Regions from separate parts of the Homo sapiens genome. Here region 1 is linked to region 2. Evidence: chromatin loops called from intact Hi-C (ENCODE). Cell type or tissue: endothelial cell of umbilical vein. All regions are shown on one strand. Each heading gives the region's core, and the rest is flanking DNA. Links, peaks and the distances in the headings are about the cores only.

Region 1 (2,908 bases), core at 111-2,610, 75 kb before region 2:
GCTGTTGCTTCGGGAGGAGGACGAGGGCAGTGTGGGCACTGGTGGGCGTAGGGGGGACGGGGCTCTGGGTGAGGACAAGCAGAGGGAGGCTCACAGTGCCACAGGCAGGTCCCAGCCTCTGCCTTCAGGACAGACCAGACCCCTCAGCCTCTGAACTGTGTTCGGGCAAACGGGATTACGACTCTGAGTGACTGGAAGGCCCCGCTTGGTGCTGAGTGCACTGGCACCCATGTTATGTCTGTGGCACAAGCGCTCGATGAGGTCTGCACGATCACTGCAGATGATCACTGCACCATCATTCCTCGCTGCACGATCCTTCCTCGCTGCACGATCCTTCCTCGCTGCAGGATCCTTCCTCGCTGCACGATCATTCCTGGTTGCACGATCCTTCCTCGCTGCACGATCCTTCCTCGCTGCATGATGATTCCTTGCTGCACGATCCTTCCTCACTGCACGATCCTTCCTCGCTGCACGATCAGTCCTCGCTGCAGGATCAGTCCTCACTGCACGATCCTTCCTCGCTGCATGATCCTTCCTCACTGCATGATGATTCCTTGCTGCACGATCCTTCCTCACAGCACGATCCTTCCTCGCTGCACCATCCTTCCTCGCTGCACGATCCTTCCTCGCTGCACGATCCTTCCTCGCTGCACGATCCTTCCTCGCTGCACGATCCTTCCTCGCTGCATGATCCTTCCTTGCTGCACAATCATTCCTCGCTGCACCATTATTCCTCACTGCACAAGGGAGGAAACTATAGCACAGGGAGGGTGAGCCACTCGCCCAGGGCCACATAGCTGTGAGGGGAGAACTAGGAATTCTCATCCAGCCTTCAGGAAAATTACATGTGGACTGGATGTGACGGATCTTGAGCCACGCTGACAATTGAGTCCCTGTCCCTCAGTGGGTTTCAGAAGAGAGGCCTCCCCTCTCCCACATCCCAGGAGCTCAGAGGCCCTGGGATGGGCCGACAGTTCTTGGCCAGGTGGCTGCTCCTGCGGTCACAGCACTTGGAGGTGCTGGCCTGCGTGCAGACGCCCCCTGTGCCTGTGGGGTCCTCTCCGGGCCTGGCCTGGCCTCAGTCCCACTGGCCACCCTCGCTCGGGGATCGCTAGGGGTCCTTGGACCTCAGACCATGCAGGGCCTCCCTTTGCAGAACAGGAAAATAGGACGGCCACCCTCAGGCCACCGTCCATGAGCATCACAGGGGCAGGTTCTTATCTCTGGGCTGGACGTGTCAAGGCTGGGCTTGGGGGCCAGAAGCTTCCCAGCAGGCCTCCCACTGGCCACAAGACACAAGCAGCCCCTCAGCCCTGCAGCCACGTCCTCTCTGACAGGGCCCCTCTTGCCCCAAGCCCAGCCGGGCCACCGTGGCCAGCTCCACACACACATCTGGCTGAGCACTCACACCAGGCTGCGGGGTGGTGTCACGGCCCAGGAATGCAGGAAGACGTCTGGGGCTCTGGCAGAGAGGCATGGCCATGCGCCAAGAATGTGCCTTGTAGAGACATAATTATGCATTGGGGGAATACGGCGTAACAAACCCGGTGGATGCCACCGACTCCACTTACTTTACTGAGAGCTGAGAGGACAGCAAAGTGCGGCACTGACCCTCAGGAGGGGAGGGCGCTGGCTGGTGCCCACCGTCCTGCAGAGGACTGAGGGATGCGTGGGCATGGGTGGGCACAACCGTGGGGGCGCTGGCCTGGGGGAGGAGGAAGGAGGCCGGGCGAGGGCGTGGGCAGCGCTGTCCTGGCTGATGGCTGAGGAGCCAGGGCGCGGCCGCAAGTGCGTGGCAGCGTGGCAGGGCGGCTGAACGACCCCATTGTGTGGAGTGAGGCCGAAAGGCCAAGTGGGACGGGCAGGGAAAGAAGCACATTTCATAACTTCAGTCCACTGTGAGAGGACTGCCTGCCCCTTTTAGAAAACTTGGAAATCACAGCAAGTCTCCAGCAGGGAAACAACGCCATGGGGGAGGGGTCTTATCTCTGGGCTGCGCTATCTCCCCACCCAAAGACCACGTCAGCCTTCCGGGCATTTCTTTCAGAATTTTAAGCCACATGTCTGTGTGTGTCTCTCTGTGCGTACAAACACGTCTGTTTATGTGTGTCCTCACATCGCTGGGGTCATGTTGTATGTGTTGTAAAAATTACTTTTTAACTTGTGTAATATGTGTATATATATATAACAAACCCTACCGTCTTAACTGTTTTTGAATCTACAGCTTGGTGGCATGAAATACATTCATATTAACTGTAACTGTCAATTTCCAGATGTTTTATCTTCCCGAGCCGAAACTCTGTCCCCATTAAACACGAACTTCCCAGTCCCCCTCCCCCAGCACCCACCGTTCTGTTTCTGCCTCTATGAAGCTGACAACCCAGGGACCGCGTACGAGTGGAATCAGCAGGATTTGCCCTTATGTGTCCGGTTATTTCCCTCGGCACAGTGTCCTCAGGGTTCATCCGTGTCACAGCAAGCGTCTGACTTTCCTTCCTCTTCCAGGCTGGGTCACAGCCCTTCATGTGGATGGACCACGTTTTATTCACTCATCTGGCAACGGTCCTTCTGGCTGTTGTGAATAACGTGGCTGTGAACGTATACGTCTTGTTCTGTTCAAAGCAAAACACACATTTTCATTCTTTCAAAACTGTCCTTATGTTTCCTGTGGAATGCCCTGGACTCAGGGTTTGGGGGAGCCGGTCATTATATCACACCCGGGGTTTTCGCTGGAAAGAGCCTCAAGCCGTATGTGCTCTCCCGACGCCATCCTCCCCACAGTTGGCTGTTGAGAATTTTTTCTCTTTGGAGGACTGTGGGGTCTCTCTAGCCTGGCCATCCTGAGTCCAAGTTTCTTTTCCCTGACAACAGACAAATGAGCGAGTAGCCCTCTCAGTCCACGAGCTGA
Region 2 (2,908 bases), core at 228-2,727:
GAAATAATGAGACCGGCTCAGGACAGGGCCGGGCTGGCCTCTGTGTTTTGTGAAAGTTCGAGTTTCTACACCCTCTGAGAAGATGCTGGGCCCTGAGGGAGGGTGTGGACCAGAAGGAAGTCACGGGGTGAGTGGAGGGGGAGGGAAGCTTATGTGCCATTTTAAGAAGACGACAGCAAAAACAGGAAAATCCTATTTATCTGAATCCTATGTGATTCCACTTGAATTTTCAATAATTTAGACAAAAGTAAATTGGCGTTTACTTTTGCATTAGCCATAAGGAGCAGAAGGAGAAATTTGCTCCCTAGAATATGAGTGTTGACGTGTTGCTGACATCAAAACAGAATTTAAACTTTGAGGAAAGAGAGATGCCAGTGCTGCCACAAAGGCACCGACGCCCGAGACAGCAGGGCTCGTGTTTCTTCACGCAGACCATCTGTGCCGCCGTTGGCCATCGGAGGTGATGAAACTGGGCTGCTTCCAATGCATTCCAGAATGTAAACCCCTCACCGTGTTTCTTCTTGGTTTGATCCCTGGAGTGCCTGTGCTTTGTCTTCAAGTCACACTTGGGATTTTGCTAGTTTTCCAAGATTATCGCATTTTTTTTGAACAAAGTAAATCAGTTTCCGACAATGCCACTGTCGTGTTAGGGTTTCTCGGCGTGTCGCCTGGCTCTGGCCGGGGTTGTGTGTGACGCTTCCTACCCGTGCTGCCTTGCACATTTATGGAGCAGGGGGTTTGCCGGCAGCGGTCTTGGTTCCTTATAATCCTGTCATCGTCCTCGTCGTCAGCCCCCTCCTTCCCCTGCTCTTCCTCTGTTGTCCCAGCAAGACTTTCAAAGAACCAGCTATTGCTCAAGTGGTCTTTTAGAGAATGTGCACACCTCTCAACCACTCCACAACACCTCAAGATTGCAGTGGTTGTGTTTCGGGTTCACATACATGTATATCGAGACTCAGGGAAGTCCAGGGCCACACAGGAAGTGGCAGAGCCAAGATTTAGACCTGATCTAGCTCCAAATCCCAGCTTCTCTGTTGCTGGCCACGCAGGATGAGCTCTGTTTCCCAGGCAGGCTGAGCAAATGTCCAGGATGGCAGGTTCTTGGCAGGGCCCTGGGGGCTGAGGCCACAGAAGGCCTCCTCACAGGAGTGGGGGTGAAGGGCCCCAGGTCCAGGCTGGATGACCTTCTGCCCTTCCTGATGCGGGTGACCTGGCTCTGCTGGTTTGAAGTAAAAACGCTGTTGGCAGAGAATCGAGACGCGGGGAAGGTTAGTTCAGGGCAGGGATGTTGGTGTCTGCGGGTGATGACTGCAGCCTCCCTGTGTGTTGTGTTTCCCGGTTGGCACACCTCTGTTTATTGTCTGCGCCAGCCTCATACCCCCTTTCCCTCAGCGTATTTCCTTCATAACAGGATGGCAGACTCAGCGGCTGCTATGGGGCTGTTCCAACTACTGAAAACACTGAGATAAGGCCCACGGTGGCAGAAATCCCTGAGGCTGCCAAGGGTGCCCACATCCCAGATGCCGGGGCTCTGAGAGTCGCCTCCTCTGTTCTTAGTTGCCTCGGATGTGAACAGGCGGCCATCAGGGGGTGTCATCCTGAGCCCTGAGGTGGGGCCTGGGGTCTGCACTCGAATTCACGGTGCCCTGATGCTAAGTTTTAATTCTTAAAAAGCTTTTCTAGCTCAAGATACTCCTCAATATATTAATTATTGGCTGAAAAAAGCCTAAATTTTTAATCTTGCAAATGCTAGAATTTCTGAGCTCCCTATGTTTTCTCTCAATTCTGCTGCAAGCTTGGCTTTCCTTTCTGAGCTTATCTTTTTCTTGAGGTACTTTATCAAATGCAGTAGCAATGATTATTCACTCTAGAGACATTTTGCTTGGAAAGCTTTTCACCCAATGCCAGGATTACATTGGGTATGTTTCCTGCTTTCTAAGTTATTACAGGAGCCCATGTTAGTGATTTTTTTTTTACCATTACATGTCACAAGTTGCCATTCCCCGACTTTCTAAAGTAGTTTATTCACCACCCAGTCTATCAGCCAGTGCCACATATTAATACTTTAGGTTTTATTATGGCAGCACCTACTTTTGACACCAAATTCTCTATTGGTCAGCTATTGCTATAATAATGCTGTGTAACAAATGGCCCCACCAATCCCAGTGGTTTAGAAGAAGCTGTTTGTCTCTCATGCCTATGTCGGTGTAGTGGCCGCAGCATCTACTTCAGGCTGCAGGTGCCTCTCAGGTGTGTGGCTTGGCTCTCATTTTGAGACCTGATGGAAGAGGCAGAAGGTCCCCCCGGGGCACTTCCCAGGCCAGGCGTGCAGGAGGGCAAGTGGAAGCACATACTTACCTGTACTCAGAACTGCCCCCACTGTCCCCTTCCACACTTCAGTGGTCACAGCAAGTCCCATTTCCAATCCATGGTGCTGGGACTGGGAGGGAAGGAAGGACTGTGAGTGTACAATGCCACCTGCCACAGGAATGGCTCAAGGATGGAGGCAAAGTTAACACCAGGAGTTGCCCTGTCCCTCTGCTCCTGAAGCCCTTGGCTTTGCAGAGATGATGTGGTGCAGTGGAAAGGACACAGTGCATGGCGGGCCAGCTCGGCTGCCCTGACACACTGTGGCCAGCTGGCCTCTCCTCGGTGTCCCTGGAGCTGCAGCTTTGATGCCAGGGTAGAAGATGAGTGGGAGGCGGAGGGGCATTTCCAGCCAACTCTATACACTGAGAAGCACTAAAGATTAACAGGTGACTGTCTGGGAAGAGCCAGCTTTGTAAGAGACACTGAGAGGCACCACTTCCCGGGCCTTCATCTTCCCTCTGGATGGGTGGAGGAACAGGGACACCAAACCTGACATTGCTCCCATACTGAGTGCCAGCCATGGCCCCACCTTGCACAG

Evidence for each region. Peaks named below come from ENCODE experiments on the same cell type or tissue, not always from the same donor. Only the 100,000 strongest peaks of a DNase experiment are listed, where the experiment ranks them.
Region 1: a loop joins it to region 2, with 4 times the contacts of the local background. A loop is called at or near these places in 3 of 110 quality-filtered maps.

The regions. Positions count from the first base shown.
Region 1 is chr17:83,108,493-83,111,400 of GRCh38, forward strand. No RefSeq gene overlaps it. Among named protein-coding and RNA genes, the nearest start is that of METRNL, 30 kb to the left of the region's middle. RefSeq lists enhancers at 627-1,452, 1,652-2,248. In endothelial cell of umbilical vein, for the core only: no CTCF peak of the experiment used is centred there; DNase peaks (open chromatin) are centred at 1,469, 2,019 and 2,499; H3K4me3 peaks cover 500 bases; H3K27ac peaks cover 1,581 bases.
Region 2 is chr17:83,182,902-83,185,809 of GRCh38, forward strand. The region is part of intron 2 of LOC101929650 (a long non-coding RNA gene); the gene reads left to right. Among named protein-coding and RNA genes, the nearest start is that of METRNL, 100 kb to the left of the region's middle. In endothelial cell of umbilical vein, for the core only: no CTCF peak of the experiment used is centred there; a DNase peak (open chromatin) is centred at 1,340; H3K27ac peaks cover 647 bases.